Regions from separate parts of the Homo sapiens genome. Here region 1 is linked to region 2. A link is a loop called in an ENCODE intact Hi-C map of the cell type or tissue named here. Cell type or tissue: transverse colon. All regions are shown on one strand. Links, peaks and the distances in the headings refer to the core of each region. The heading gives the core; the rest is flanking DNA.

Region 1 (8,335 bases), core at 214-8,213, 130 kb after region 2:
TGTTGTGTGTTTTTAAACACAAAGAAAAAAACAACAAACAAAAAATTTTAAGCAAATACCATGGTGTATATATAGTTCTATGACACCCAGTTTAGGAAATTATAATTGTCAGTGAAATTTAGGAAAGAAGAAATGTCATCTTACTGGCAAAGCTCTTGGGGTTTCAAAAATGAAGTATTTAAATATAGAGACAACAACTTTACTCTCTGTTGCTATTTTTTTCACCCACTGGTCTCTCTCCAGACTTTGGATGAAGCTTAAAGCACAGAACATTGTTTGCTTGTTTCCCCCACCATTTGCAGTGATTGTACCATCTCTTAGATATTTACTGAGTTACAAGTTATAGTTAGTATCACCCCCATTTTAACTTAATTACTTTTTAAAAGCCATACCTCCAAAAAGAGTCACATTCTAAGGTACTGGGGTTAGAACTTAAACATAGGAATTGGGGAGAGAAAAGGATACAATTCAACCTATAAAATCTATTATAATTTAAAATTTTTAATATTAAACTTTCTCTGTTCAAATTATTGTGTGGTTTCTCTCTCATGATTAGACCCAGACTGATAAATCAGATTGTGTTGATTTTTCCTGAGCACTTTCAATAAGGTACAACCAGAAATTTACATTCTTCCATGGAGATTTTTCTGGATGTGAGTAGAAAAAAGGAAGTTGGGAATTGAGAATGTGGAGGTCCAAATGAAGAAAGTAATCATTTGATGGACTGAGGTACAGGAGTCAAGTTCTTTGATTCACTTCCTTTTCTGTATGTAAGTTTGAAATGCTGAGTGGGAAAGTTTGAGATCCTGGCAACCGGAGTGGGAAGGAATGAATGGAATGGAGGGTTTGGGGAATCTTGGCTCCCTGAGCTACATTAGAGAACCTCACACTGGCTTCCCTCCTGGCAAATCAAATAGGATGTCACTATCAGTACAAAATACATTGGACTGGTATTCAGTACATTACACTGGCTTCCCTCCTGGCAAATCAAATAGGAAAACAAAACCTCACACTGGCTTCTCTCCTGGCAAATCAAATAAGATGTCACTACCTGCACAAAATACATTGGACTGGTATATGTATATACACACACAAACACACACACACACATATATATACATGGACACACATCATATATATTATATTTGTATTTATATTATATGTATGTTTAAATATAAGTAGAGAGTTTATTTGGGCCAAGTTTGAGATCTGCAACCTGGGAGCGTAGATTCAGGATGCTGTGAATTCAGATCACCAGGCAATATTTTAGGGAATAGAGAAGACCTCTCTGCCAGCCCAGGTAGTCGTCTTCACGCTGTCCTGATATAAAGTTTGTCAAACAGAGTGTACTGGGATATACATCGCCCCCAGAGTTGCTGCTAAGGAACGGAAACTCTATGTGTGTAGGCCAGCCTTGGCTCTTCAATTTAGCAGCCCTGCTGACCTGACATTTTTGGTGTTTGCTTTTAGGAATTTCCCCTATAATGAAAATGATGGACAGGTGACTAAGTTTTTATTAGAATTATAGCACTGGAAAAACACAATTCGTATAACAGGACTGTGATTCATTGAAACCAATGTCCCAGTTCCTTGGAGACCCTAAGGTCCTCAGGGCATTTGTGGACTCCAATACCTTTAACAAAAAGTGAATTGTGAGATATACCCATCCTCTCTCCCCAAACAGGGTAGTCTCCTCTAATGTCCTTTCAGATGCTCCCTTGACAATAGAAATGATCCCAGAAGGCAATATCAGAGAAGCTAGATTTGTTGGCAATAGAGCTCTCACTGTTGCAAAGTCAACCAAATGATGCCCATGAGATGCTGTGGTTCTCTGCTTTACTTTATTAATTCTGTCCAGCAACAGATGGTACATGTCCTGTGTTTCTTCCCCTTTTTCCATGTTCTAAATGGAAGTTTTCATTGTAGTTGTATTTGCTCTCCATTGTGGTACATAACAGGTGGTTGATAGGAATTACATTTCTTATTTGGTCTAAGGTTGCAGTATCATGAGATCTCAAAATTGGACCAGATTAAGACCCAAGTAAAGGGAAAGGTAAATCATTTGGCAATACTGAACTGGAAAAATAGTGGTCTCATGACATTGTGACATTGCTGCTAGAAGGGACTTTGGATTACCTCCTTTCGAGAAAATAATAAATGCCTATATATTAAGGGGTAAGGCTGGAATTATTGAACTTCATGTATAGAAAGAAGGGCTTATATGTGGGCTGGAGGGTTCTTCTGTTTCCCTAAAATGTAGGCTTTGTTTGCTTTTTAAAATTGGTGTCAGGCTTTTGCCTCCAGTGTGATACTGGAACTAATCTTGTTATAGTTTCCTCTGTCCTGGCGAGGAAGCCGGGGCAGAACAATGCCCAGAGGATGTTAATAAATGTGGAGTAGGTCAGGTGCGGTGGCTCATGCCTGTAATCCCAGCACTTTGGGAGGCCTAGGTAGGCAGATTGCTTGAGCTCAGAAGTTTGAAACCAGCCTGGGTAACATGGCCAAACCCCATCTCTACAAAAATTAGCTGAGTGTGGTGGTGTGTGCCTATGGTTCTCACTACTCAGGAGGCAGAGGCAGGAGGATTGACTGAGCCTGGGAGTTTGAAGCTGCAGTGAGCTATGATTGTGCCACTGTACTACAGCCCGGGCAACAGAGGCGAGACCCTGTCTCGAAAAAAAAAATGTGGAGTAAAGGAAAAACAAAAAGGGAAAAAAAGGAAAGAGGGAGGGAGAAAAGGTAAGAAAAAGAAAGGGAGAAAGGGAGAGAAGAGCGAGAGAGAAATGGAGAAAGATCTTTTAGCTTCAAATTTAAATGTTTCTCTCAAAGATTAAAAAACAACTGACCAGGTGCGGTGGCTTACACCTGTAATCCCAGCACTTTGGGAGGCCGACGCAGGTGGATCACCTGAGGTCAGGAGTTTGAGACCAGCCTAGCCGACTTGCTGAAACCCCATCTCTACAAAAATACAAAAATTAGCCAGGCTTGGTGGCGCATGCCTGTAATCGCAGCTACTTGGGAGGCTGAGGCAGGGGAATCGCTTGAACCCAGGAGACGGAGGTTGCAGTGAGCCGAGATAGTGCCACTGCATTCCCGCCTGTGGGATAGAGCAAGACTATGTCTCCAAACAAACAAACAAACAAACAAAAAAACAAGAACAGTGTCAAAGAAAAGTTGAAATGTGAGTTGATTTGTTGAAATCTATTCATCATTACTGGTCTACTCTAGGGCTCTGCCTCCTAGGACAGCATAGTTTATTCAGTGAAGTGACTTTAGCTGCATTCCGAATATCTGTTTCATTGTTGGTTTGCTCTCTTTCTACTGACTGATTTGTGTGTTTGGGCAAGGGAGAAGGTGGCTGCCCCACAGCTCCTGTGTTAACATGCCTTCCAAATTAAGGGATTTGATAGAGACTGACTAGAATATCAGAATCTCAGTTCCACAGTTTTGGGAGACACAGTGTGGCTATCACAAGCTGGGATTATATTCACCTCTATCCTAATCAACTGTAACATAGAGGCCAGATTCCACAGGATAAACAGGGTCACCGGGGCTACTCATATGAACATTGTTAAAAATGGAAGCTGTATAATAATACATAAAATATGGATGATATGAAATTAAATGTCATGAAAATTCATGTTCATAATGACATTTATGAAGAAGTTGAAATGTAACTGTCTCAAACTGGGGTGAATTCAAAAGATAAATTCCTTCATTTTCTATAGTTAATTTAATCTCACTTTTGAACTTCCATTTCAGCTACTTTGCAGAGGTGTGAGGAGAGAATTTAAGCTTACAATGAAAAGTAACCCAGTTCCTTGTCTTTGGGAAGGAAGAACCACTTTGCGGCATTTCTTTGTCACTTGCCTCTCCTCTCCTTCTGAACTGTTGATTCAGCTAGGAAACTGGGACAGGGGCCAATCAGGAAAGCGGAGCTTGCAAGGGTGGTTCAGTAGAGGATGATTAATATGGGAAACTAATTACAAAGACATTAAAAGAGCAGAAAGGCCAAGTTGACAGTGAAGCAAATACACAAGGCATTGAGAAAAGGAAGGGCCTGCCCAGCAGGAAGCAGGACCAAAGAAAGTGCAGCCTCACAGAAGCCAAAACCGCAGAAGAAATGAAACCACTGCCAGAAGCAGAGAGAGAGAGAGAGAGAGAGAGAGAGAGAGAGAGAGAGAGAAAGCTGGGTGAGGGGGCTCACACCTGTAATCCCAGCACTTTAAGAGGCCAAGGTGGGAGGATCACCTGAGGTCTGGAGTTTGAGACCAGCCTGACCAACATGGTGAAAGCCCATTTCTACTAAAAATACAAAAAATTAGCCGGGTGTGGCGGCGGGTGCCTGTAATCTCAGCTACTTGGGAGGCTGAGGCAGGAGAATCGCTTGAACCTGGGGGTGGAGGTTGCAGTGAGCCAAGACTGCACCATTGTACTCCAGGTTGGGCAACAAGAGTGAAACGACTTATCAAAAAAAAAAAAAAAAAAAAAAAAGAGAGAGAGAAGTAACTTGGTTTCGTTCTTCCTTCCTTCCTGATCTCTCATTGGTGCCTCGTATTGGCTGAATATAGCCAGAAGTCAGCTGGTAAGGGAAACTGGGAAACAGTTTATAAGAGTCAGCTCCAACAAAAAGAGCAGAACAACAAGGGCAGAACAGGGAAAGAGATGCAGAAAGGCAAATGCCTAGGTCAGATACTTCCAACTACAAATAACCAAAGAACCCACTGAGAATGGCTCAAACTAGAAGGTGTTTAATTAATCTTGATTAACAGATAGGAGGGAGGGCAGTTTCAGGGTTGACTAGAGTAATTGAATAATTCAAATATTAATATATCAAGAACCTATATATTCTTTCCATCTTTCAGCTTTACCACCTTCAGCACATTGGCTTTTCTTTTCACGGCTGGCTCTTTACATGGTTTCATCCTGCTTGTAGTTCCACGTAGCACATATAGACAAAGAAACATCTAGATGGGGGAGTAGATTTGTCTTTTTTTTTTTTTTTTAAGAGACAAGCTCTTGCTGTGTTGCTTAGGTAGGACTCCTGGGCTCAAGCAATCCTCCTGCCTCAGCCTCTCGAATAGCTGGGACTATAGGTGCACACCACTGCACCTAGATATTTGTGTTTTTTTTTTTTTTTTCTGAGACAGGTTCTCTGTTGTTCAGGCTGGAGTGCAGTGGAGTGATCATGGCTCACTGCAGCCTTGACCTCCCAGGCTCAACCAGTCTTCCTAACTCAGTCTCCCGAGTAGCTGGGATTACACGTGTGAGCCACCACACCATGCTAATTTCTAATTTTTTTTTTTTAAGATGGAGTTTTGCTCTTGTTGCCCAGGCTGGAGTGCAATGGCATGATCTCAGCGCATCGCAACCTCTGCCTCCCAGGTTCAAGTGATTCTCCTGCCTCAGCCTCCTAAGTAGCTGGGATTACAGGCTCCTGCCACCACACCCAGCTAATTTTGTATTTTTAGTAGAGGCAGGTTTCTCCGTGTTGGTCAGGCTGGTCTCGAACTCCCGACCTCAGGTGATCTGCCTGCCTCGGCCTCCCAAAGTGTTGGGATTTCAGGTATGAGCCACCATGCCTGGCCTCTAAAATGTTTTTGTAGAGACAGGGTCCCACTATGTTGTCCAGGCTGGTCTCAAATTCCTGACCTCAAGCTATCCTTGTACCTCAGCCTCCCAAAGTGCTGGAATTACAGGAATGAGCCACCATGCCTGGCCTTGTCTTTGATCATCAAAGAAAAGTGCTTGCTGATGCCCCTCATAATAATTCCCTTCACAGCCTTTTGGTCATAACTGAGTCACATACACACTCATGCTTAAACCACTGGTAAGAGGAAACGGCCAATCTAGGGAAGGCTTGGAAGCTCTGCACCTCTTCCCCCATACCTTACCCTATGCGTCTCGTCATCTGTATCTTTTGCAATATCCTTTATAATATACCAGTAATCGTGTTTCTCTGAGTTCTGTGTGCTGCTTCAGCTTCAAGTTGCGGTTCCCAGAGCCCACTCTTTCGGTTTCATTAATTTGCTGGAGCAATATCCTTTATAATACACCAGTAATCATGTTTCTCTGAGTTCTGTGCACTGCTCCAGCAAATTAATGAAACCCAAAGAGTGGGCTATGGGAACCGCAACTTGAAGCTGGTTGGTCGGAAGTTCTGGAGGCCCGGACTTGTAAGTGGTGTCTGGGGGTATGGAAGCCAGTCTTGGGAACTGGGCCCCCAACCTGTGGGATCTGACACTGTCTCTGGGTAGGTAGGAACTGAATTAGAGGACACCCATTTGCTGTCTGCTGCTTGGTGCATGGGGAAAACCCCCCACATATTTGTTCACAGAAGTCTTCTTCTGTGTTGATTGTTGTGGTGCGTGAGAGTAAAGGTAAAATATGGTTAGAGTTTTCCCTACACAATTGGTTATTGTGGAGGTTAAAGAACTCCATCATGGATGTTAACATGCTAGGTTGACTTCTGATTAACCCCAGTTCCAGGAATGCCCCTAAGAGTTCTTCTTTATGATTCCTTGTGTAAAAAGAGCATGGTCTTAATCATAAATCCTGCCCTTAAGCAAATTATAGGCTGTAATGCACATAGTATTCTTGTCTTTCCCTCAGGGGTGAACTTTAATTTTCCTGCACATTATGTATACCCTTTCCTTATGGTCTGCAGGATAACAATACGAAGATCCACCTGTCTTGCTGCTGCCCAAGACCACACTTCCATCCACAAGTTCCCCAGTAAATCACCTGCTACCAGCAAACTGGATTTGTTTGCCTCTTCTTTGGATTTTTGGCTTCTTCTGCATTTGAGAGTCACTTTGCATATATAGCCCTTTCATGGAACAGTTGTGTATGTACATAGTCAAGAGTAATATTTAGCTAATATTTGCTAAAATAAAAATATTTAGCAACTGGAACCAAATTGGCACTGGTCATTCAGGACAGACTACTCACCAGTCAGGATGGACAAGGCTGAAAAAGACTAGGAAAATGGTACTGGTACAAACCAGCTGAGTGTCAACACTGCACATGGTAGCAATTTACAAAGATACCAAAGGGTAGAGAGTGAAACATGAGCCTCTCTCCTGTTCCATCCTCCAGCTTCCCAGTTCACTTCTTCAAAGGCAATCACTTTTACCAGCAAAACAGGATTTTGAAGGTTTGTAGTAAGATAAAGCCAGGCCTTGTCAAGAAATCAGTATTCTAAATTATTTTATTTTTCTCTTTTGCATATCAAGATCCATCGAACTTGACTGGAGAGTTTTATTTACTTATTTTGATTTTTTATTTTTTGAGACAGAGTCCCGCTCTGTCACCCAGGCTGGAGAGCAGTGGTGCCATCTCAGCTCACTGCAACTTCTGCCTCCTGGGTTCAAGCCACTCTTCTGCCTCAGCCTCTGGAGTAGCTGGGACTATAGGCATGCATACCATGCCCGGTTAATTTTTGTATTTTAGTAGAGACAGGTTTCGCCATGTTGTCCAGGCTGGTCACGAACTCCTGACCTCAAGTGATCTGCCTGCCTCGGCCTCCCAGAGTGCTGGGATTAGGAGCATGATCCACCACGCCTGGTCTTGACTGGAGAGTTTTAGAGCACCCAATCAGCAAGAAGTGGCAAGGGGAAAAGTCCATTCCTTCTAATCCAAGAGACTGTAGGAGAAGAAACAAAGTAGGGGCTTCATTCTGGGGGGGAAAGGTGGTTTAGATGGGTTGGAGTGTGTGCCCTGGAAGCACATGGCCTTACAGGCTGTTCAGAACCAGAGGGAGAACCACAAAGGATGTCATAGACAGTAGTTGTGTTGAGAGCCAGAGAGCCTGCTAAGGAGCCTGCCATGTTGAGGGTTAAGGAATTGGAAGGTGATCGTGGCAGGAATCAGAAGGTTTTACAGTGTTGGTGAAGCTAGGACATATCTCAGGGCCTTGGCCCAGCTGAGAGACAGGTCCGAGCAATCTTCATCAGCAAGTTTCAGCAAGAGAACACCCAGGACACATTACATCTCAAGGAGCAGAGAAAATTAGTCTGGCTAAAGAAAATCCGGCAAAAATGCAAAAGAGAACTTGCAGATTTCAGGAGCCAGATTCCCCTATAGTGCCTTGAGTTCATGTCAGCTACCCATCATCCTCCCTTCCCTTCTCCCAAATGCCATTCTGAGGGAAGCCCACTGAGAGGGACTGACTGGTTTAACCCAAACTTAAAGGAACTGTTTAAATTATTGCAGCACAGTTTACCAAATCGGTCTACATCTAGGGTTTTCCCTTCTAATGACCAAAGGCTGAGGACATTTTATTTACGCAGCTGAATGTATTTTGAGTAAATCTATGACATTCTTATAAAAATAT
Region 2 (8,335 bases), core at 180-8,179:
TGTATTTGATTGATGTCTCATGCTTGTCTAAAATGTATAAAACCAAGCTGTGTCTGACCACTTTGGGCACATGCTCTCAGGACTTCCTGAGGGCTGTGTCATGGTCCATGGTCACTCATATTTGACTCATAATAAATCTCTTCAAATATCTTACACAGTTTGACTCTTTTTGTTGACACCCTGAACCAATCGATTTCCAGGTAAATGGGCGATATTACCAGCCAGGCATAGGTCATATTTCCATTCCTGTAGGCGGGGAGATAGAAACTATGATGAGTAAAATGGGAATGGGAAAGTTCACTGGCTAAACAAAAACAATACCCATCATATACCACAAACTACCCATTGGCTTCTCAGCATTCACACATACCCTTCTTCTCATATATATGATTCCAAGAATGCTGCTAACTAGTAATTATCCCCTTTAAAACTGAAAATAGGCTTATCATGCATCCAAAGGAAAACAAGCAAAAAATCACATCCAGCCAGGCACAGTGGCTCAGGCCTGTAATCCCAGCTCTTTGGGAGGCCGAGGCAGGCAGATCACAAGGTCAGGAATTTGAGACCAGACTGACCAACATGGTGAAACCCCATCCCTACTAAAAATACATCTACATCTCTACTAAAAATACAAAAATTAGGCTGGGCTCGGTGGCTCACGCCTGTAATCCCAGCATTTTGGGAGGCCAAGGTGGGCAGATCACAATGTCAGGAATTCGAGACCAGACCAACATGATGAAACCCCATCTGACTAAAAATACAAAAATTAGGCCGGGCTCGGTGGCTCATGCCTGTAATCCCAGCACTTTGGGAAGCCGAGGCAGGTGGATCATGAGGTCAGGAGTTGGAGACCAGCCTGACCAACATGGCGAAACCCTGTCTCTACTAAAAATACAAAAATTAGCTGGACGTGGTGGTGTGCACCTGTAATCCCAGCTACTTAGGAGGCTGAGGCAGGAGAATCACTTGAACCCGGAAGGCAGAGGTTGCAGTGAGCCCAGATCACACCATTGCACTCCAGCATGGGCGACAGAGCGAGACTGTCTCAAAAAAAAAAAAAAAAAAAAAGTCACCACGCACAGTTCCAAAGCAAGGGATCTCTTGAGGGTGTGTGCTCTTCTTGGTCAGGTCTTCATGGTCCTATTTCAAATGACTAAATTTTAAATAAAAACAACCCCATTTCATCTCAATCCAGACCTTAAAAATAAAAAAAATTAAAACAACCCCAGTCAACAATGAAAGAATACAGGACAATCTTTTAATACCATATTTTAAAGGAAAGACAATTTACAATGGCCACTGGACAAGGACAGCAAAAATTCATTCTCCAGTCAGTGGAATGAATCTTGTGGTCAAACTGATCTACTTCCAGTCCTGCTTGCTAGGAGGATATCCCTTAGTCAATATCCTCTAAGGCCATTCCTAAGAGAGATGAAAAAGGCAGAGATAGAATATTCTCTTGATTCTGCACCTACTTCTTGTTTGCAAAACTATAAGGACTTGGGAATGATCATAAAGTATTTTCTAGAGGAGTTGGAGACAAAAATCAATAAGGAACAAATCTTTCTAGCTTATTGGTCTACCATCGTCTAAGATGTTATCCGCTTCTACAGGATTAAAGCTGAGTCACTGCCCCATCTGCTTTCTGGCCTGCAGGAATAGGGAAAAGAGAATGAAAAAGTACATGTCTAATGGTTTAAAGTCAAATCATAGCTGGGCATGGTAGCTGACACCTGTAATCCTAGCACTTTGGGAGGCCGAGGCAGGCAGATTGCCTGAGCTCAGGAGTTCAAAACCAGCCTGGGCAACACAGTGAAACCCCATCTCTACTAAAAAATACAAAAAAATTAGCCAGGCTTGGTGGCGGGTGCCGGTAGTCCCAGCTACTTGGGAGGCTGAGGCAGGAGAATTGCTTGAACCCGGGAGGTGGAGGTTGCAGTGAGCCGAGATTGTGCTACTGTACTCCAGCCTGGGCGACAGAGTGAGACTCCGTCTCCAAAAAAAAAAAAAAAAAAAAAAAAAATTTAAATTTAAAAAGTCAAATCATAGAAATGCCATTCAATAACTTCAGTCAATCCCACTGGCCCCATTGAGTCTCATGGACACACCTATCTCAAAAATAGGCTGGAAAACATAGGCGCAAGGATTCTGTTGCTAAAGGAAGAGGAGTAGAATGAATGTGGGATAATAGTGATCTCCACCACACTTTATCAGGAATGAGGTACCCAGCAAGAGGTATTTCCCTGGGGTCTAGGATATCACATTACTTGTCTGTGTCTCTGAATCATCTGGCATTGGGCCCTGCTTGCATCACATGCCCTTTGGACAATTTATCACGTCCAGTAAAAGTGAGAACCTATGATTACCCAGGTTTGGTCATGTGCCAGCCTTCAAGGCCAAGAGGACAGGGTCTGTCACTAAAAGAGAGGAAGCTTGCTGGACAAATTAATAACAAAAGCACAAGCAATTAAGGACGTCTTTTCCCAGTACTGAAGATGAAACTTGTCAGGCCTCTGAGCCCAAGCCAAGCCATCGCATCCCCTGTGACTTGCACGAATGCATCCAGATGGCTTCAAGTAACTGAAGATCTACAAAAGAAGTAAAAATAGCCTTAACTGATGACATTCCACCATTGTGATTTGTTTCTGCCCCACCCTAACTGATCAATGTATTTTCTAATCTCCCCCACCCTTAAGAAAGTACTTTCTAATCTCCCCCACCCTTAAGAGGGTTCTTTGTAATTCTCCCCGCCCTTGAGAATGTACGTTGTGAGATCCACCCCTGCCCGCAAAGCATTGCTCTTAACTTCACCGCCTATCCCAAAACCTGTAAGAACCAATGATAATCCACCACCCTTTGCTGACTCTCTTTTCGGACTCAGCCCACCTGCACCCAGGTGAAATAAACAGCTTTATTGCTCACACAAAGCCTGTTTGGTGGTCTCTTCACACGGACGTGAGTGAAAAAACTGTTTATTTCTCTCCTCAAATGGAAGAATCCTATCAACTGTATGCTACACCAGTATATAGTTTAATATACTTTTTTTTTTTTTGAGATGGAGTTTTGCTCTTGTCACCCAGGCTGGAGTACAATGGCGTGATCTCGGCTCACTGCAACCTTCACCTCCTGGGTTCAAGCGATTCTCCTGCCTCAGCCTCCCCAGTAGCTGGGATTATAGGCACATGCCCCACATGCCCCGCCGGCTAATTTTTGTATTTTTAGTAGAGACAGGTTTCACCATGTTGGCCAGGCTGGTCTCAACCTCCTGAGCTCAGGCAATCTGCCTGCCTCAGCCACCCAAAGTGCTAGGATTACAGGTGTGAGCCACTGCTCCTGGCCTGAGTCTAGCATTCTTTATCTTTAAGCTTAGAAAGTTGGGACTAGATTTCTTGTATTCATTTACATGTGAAGCTCTGAGTCTGTCATTCTTTTCTTCAAAAAAAAAATTATCTTCTTCCTAGATCAACACCAACCAGATATTATTCCCGCTATTTTTTTTTTTTTTTTTTTTTTTTGAGACAGAGTTTCGCTCTTGTTGTCCAGGCTGGAGTTCAATAGTGCAATTTTGGCTCACTGCAACCTCCACCTCCCGGGTTCAAGCGATTCTCCTGTCTTAGCCTCCCGAGTAGCTGGGATTACAGGCATCCACCACCACACCCAGCTAATTTTGTATTTTTAGTAGAGGCGGAGTTTCTCCATGTTGGTCAGGCTGGTCTTGAACTCCCGACCTCAAGTGATCCATCCACCTCAGCCTCCCAAAGTGCTGGGATTACAGGTGTGAGCCACTGTGCCCAGCCCAGCTTTTTGTATTTTTATTACAGATGGGGGTTTCTCCATGTTGGGCAGGCTGGTCTCGAACTCCTGACCTAGGGTGATCCGCCAGCCTCTGCCTCCCCAAGTGCTGGGATTACAGGCATGAGCCACCGCGCCGGCCAATAACTGTACATTTTAAACTAAAGAGTGTAGCCTGGGCACGGTGGCTCATGCCTATAATCCTAGCACTTTGGGAGGCTTACATGGGTGGATCACCTGAGGTCAGGAGTTCGAGACCAGCCTGCCCAACATGGTGAAACCCTGTCTCTACCAGAAATATAAAAAATTAGCCAGATGTGGTGGCAAGTGCCTGTAATCCCAGCTACTTGGGAGCCTGAGGCAGGAGAATGCGCTTGAACCCGGGGGGCTGAGGTTGCAGTGAGCCGAGATGGTGCCACTTCATTGCAGCCTAGGTGACAGAGCGAGACTTTGTCTCCAAATAAATAAATAAAATAGTATAATTGGTTTGTTTGAGGGAATGGATACCCCATTCTTCATGATGTGCTTATTTCACATTGCATGTCAGTATCAAAACATTTCATGTACCCCATAAATGTATACACTTATGTACCCACAAAAATAAAAACTAATCAATAGAAAAAAGAATGCAGGATGAAGTCAAGGGACAAAGAAATGAAGATGTATTCTTATGCTGATCACATTTCTCTGTGGGGGTCTTCAAACTACTTGCTGGAAGTCAGGGTGTGAAAAACATCTGAAGTTATTTATTTATTTTGTAGACGGAGTTTCACTCTGTCACTCAGGCTGGAGTTCAGTGGCACAATCTTGGCTCACTGCAACCTTCACCTCCTGGATTCAAGGGATTCTGGTGCCTCAGCCTGCCGAGTAGCTGTGATTACAGGCATGTGCCACCACGCCTGGCTAATTTTTGTATTTTTAGTAGAGACCAGGATTTCACCATTTTGGCTAGGCTGGTCTTGAACTCCTGACCTCAGGTGATCTGCCCCGCCTGGGCCTCCCAAAGTGCTGGGCTTATGGGAGTGAGCCATTGCTTAAGGTGTTAAGTGATTCTTTTTTTAGATGGAGTTTTGCTCTTGTTGCCCAGGCTGTAGTGCAATGGCGCCATCTAGGCTCACTGAAACCTCAGCCTCCCAATTAGTCGGGATTACAGGCACCTGCCACCATGCCCGGCTAATTTTGTATTTTTAGTAGAGAGGGGGGTTTCGTCATGTTGGTCAGGCTGGTCTCGAACTCCTGACCTCAGGTGATCCACCCGCCTCGGCCTCCCAAAGTGCTGGGATAACAGGCGTGAGCCGCTGCGCCTAGCAAGTGACTTGTTGTTGTTTTTGAGATGGAGTTTCACTCTTGTTGCCCAGACTGAAGTATAGTGGCACAATCTCGGTTCACTACAACTTCTGCCTCCTGGGTTCAAGTGATTCTCCTGCCTCAGCCTCCCAAGTAGCTGGGATTACACAGGCATGTGCCACCACACCTTGCTAAATGTTCGTATTTAGTAGAGATGGGGTTTCACCATGTTGGTCAGGGTGGTCTCAATCTCCTGACCTCGTGATCCGCTTGCCTCAGCTTCTCAAAGTGCTGGAATTACAGGCATGAGCCACTGTGCCCAGCCTACAAGTGATTCTTAAACAAAAGTCTTATGATTCCAATGTCAGAGAACGTGCCTATAGGAACAAAGGGGATGCAAATCAATTCTTTTATTTATTTCTTTTTTTCTTTGAATTTCCTTCCTCATGTTAAAGCAAATCAATTCTTAAACAGTCTTACAACCCTAACTTCAGAAATCCTATCTATAGGAATAATGGGAATGCAAATGGTCAGTACCTGGTGCTACCTGACTTTTAGCAACAAGGAAGTGGGCCAAAGTACAGCCTGATTAATACTTAGTTATGACTACATATCAGTCCAGAACCCTACATGCAATTCTTGTCAATCCTGTGGGGGTGGTTTCATATATATATGTGTGTGTGTATATATATGTGTATATATATATTTATATATATAATCCTTTAATATGTTGTTGGATTAAATTTACTAATATTTTGTAAATAATTTTTGAGTATGAGGGATATTAGCATATTATATAATTTATGAGGGATATTGGCATATTATTTTATTTATTTAATTTTGTAATATATTTGTCTAGTTTGTGGTTATTATGGCCACATAAAACAAATTGAGTAGCCAGGTGCAGTGGCTCACGTGTGTAATCCTAGCCCTTTGGAAGACCGAGGTGAGCCCAGGAGTTTTAGACTCCTGCTTGAGCCCAGGAGTTTTAGACCAGCCTGGGCAACATGGCAAGACCTAGTCTCTACAAAAAAATTTAAAAAATTAGCCAGGCCTGGTGGTGCACGTCTGTGGTCCCAGCTTCTCAGGAGGTTGAGGCAGGATGATGGCTTGAGCCCAGGAGGTCAAGGCTCCAGTGAGCTGTGTTCACACTACTGCACCCTACCTTGGGCAAGATAATGAGATTCTGTTTCAAGAAAAGAAAAAACAGCTGGGTGCGGTGGCTCATGCCTGTAATCCCAGCACTTTGGAAGGCCGAGGCAGGTGGATCACCTGAGGTCAGGAGTTCAAGACCAGCCTGGCCAACATGGTGAAACCCCATTTCTATTAAAAATACAAAAAAATTAGCCGGTCGTGGTGGCAGGCACCTGTAATCCCAGCTACTTGGGAGGCTGAGTCAGGAGAATCGCTTGAACCCGGGAGGCAGAGGTTGCGGTGAGCCTAGATTGCGCCATTGCACTCCAGCCTGGGCAACAAGAGCAAAACTCCATCTAAAAAAAACAAAACAAAAAAGAAAGAAAGAACAAAAAACAAATTGGGGTTGAGCTCAGTGGCTCACTCTTGTAATCCCAGCACTTTGGGAGGTCAAGACAGGAGGATCACTTGAGCTTAGGAGTTTGAGACCAGTCTGGGCAACAGACGGAGACCCCATCTCTAAAAATGAGGAGTTGTTCTTTTCTCCTCTTTTTTTGAAAGAGTTTATATATGATTGATGTTATTTATTTCCTGAATATTTAAAAATTTTCAGCACTGAAACTGGGGTTTCTTCATGGAAATATTTTTTTCTTTTTTGAGACAGGGTTTTGTTTTGTTTTGTTTGTTTTGAGACAGAGTTTCACTCTTGTCACTCAGGCTGGAGGGCAATGGCACAATCTCAGCTCACTACAACCTCTACCTCCCAGGCTCAATCTATTCTACTGCCTTAGCCCCCCAAGTAGCTAAGTACCAAGGACCACAGGTACCCACTGCCACGCCCGGTTAATTTTTGTATTTTCTGTAGAGATGGGGTGTCACCATGTTGCCCAGGCTGGTCTTGAACCCCTGGGCTCAAGCCATTGACCCACTTTGGCCACCCAAAGTGCTGGGATTACAGGCGTGAGCCTCTGTGCCTGGCCTCTTTATTTATTTTTAATAATGTCAATACTCTTAAAATATAAAAGCTGCCCTCTCCCTCTCCCTCTCCCTCTCCCTCTCCCTCCTCTCCCTCTCCCCACGGTCTCCCTCTCCCTCTCTTTCCACGGTCTCCCTCTGATGCCGAGCTGAAGCTGGACTGTACTGCTGCCATCTTGGCTCACTGCAACCTCCCTGCCTGATTCTCCTGCCTCAGCCTGCCGAGTGCCTGCAATTGCAGGCGCGTGCCGCCACGCCTGACTGGTTTTCGTATTTTTTTGGTGGAGACGGGGTTTCGCTGTGTTGGCCGGGCTGGCCTCCAGCTCCTAACCGCTAGTGATCCGCCAGCCTCGGCCTCCGGAGGTGCCAGGATTGCAGACGGTGTCTGGTTCACTCAGTGCTCAATGGTGCCCAGGCTGGAGTGCAGTGGCGTGATCTCGGCTCGCTACAACCTCCACCTCCCAGCCGCCTGCCTTGGCCTCCCAAAGTGCCCAGAGTGCAGCCTCTGCCCGGCCGCCACCCCGTCTAGGAAGTGAGGAGCGTCTCTGCCTGGCCGCCCATCGTCTGGGATGTTAGGAGCCCCTCTGCCTGGCTGCCCAGTCTGGAAAGTGAGGAGCGTCTCTGCTCGGCTGCCATCCCATCTAGGAAGTGAGGAGCGCCTCTTCCCGGCCGCCATCCCATCTAGGAAGTGAGGAGCGTCTCTGGCCGGCCGGCCATCGTCTGAGATGTGGGGAGTGCCTTTGCCCCGCCGCCCCGTCTGGGATGTGAGGAGCGCCTCTGCCCGGTCGCGACCCCGTCTGGGAGGTGAGGAGCGTCTCTGCCCAGCCGCCCCATCTGAGAAGGGAGGAGACCCTCCGCCTGGCAACCGCCCCATCTGAGAAGTGAGGAGACCCTCCGCCCGGCAGCCGCCCCGTCTGAGAAGTGAGGAGCCCCTCTGCCCGGCAGCCACCCCGTCTGGGAAGTGAGGAGCGTCTCTGCCCGGCAGCTGCCCCGTCCGGGAGGGAGGTGGGGGTCAGCCCCCGCCCGGCCAGCCGCCCCGTCCGGGAGGGAGGTGGGGGGGTCAGCCCCCCGCCCGGCCAGCCGCCCCGTCCGGGAGGGAGGTGGGGGGTCAGCCCCCCGCCCGGCCAGCCGCCTCGTCCGGGAGGTT

What was found. Hi-C counts contacts between places; a loop is a spot of excess contacts. Peaks named below come from ENCODE experiments on the same cell type or tissue, not always from the same donor. Only the 100,000 strongest peaks of a DNase experiment are listed, where the experiment ranks them.
Region 1: it touches region 2 in a loop (3-fold over the local background); 72 of 110 quality-filtered maps call a loop at or near these places.

The regions. Positions count from the first base shown.
Region 1 is chr18:32,081,231-32,089,565 of GRCh38, forward strand. It overlaps a transcript of RNF125 not described here. Among named protein-coding and RNA genes, the nearest start is that of RNF138, 6.5 kb to the right of the region's middle. RefSeq lists an enhancer at 4,022-4,151. In transverse colon, for the core only: a CTCF peak has its summit at 4,217; a DNase peak (open chromatin) is centred at 3,931; H3K4me3 peaks cover 566 bases; H3K27ac peaks cover 1,918 bases.
Region 2 is chr18:31,952,244-31,960,578 of GRCh38, forward strand. No RefSeq gene overlaps it. Among named protein-coding and RNA genes, the nearest start is that of TRAPPC8, 13 kb to the left of the region's middle. RefSeq lists a silencer at 4,889-4,948. In transverse colon, for the core only: a CTCF peak has its summit at 4,931; DNase peaks (open chromatin) are centred at 2,345 and 4,884.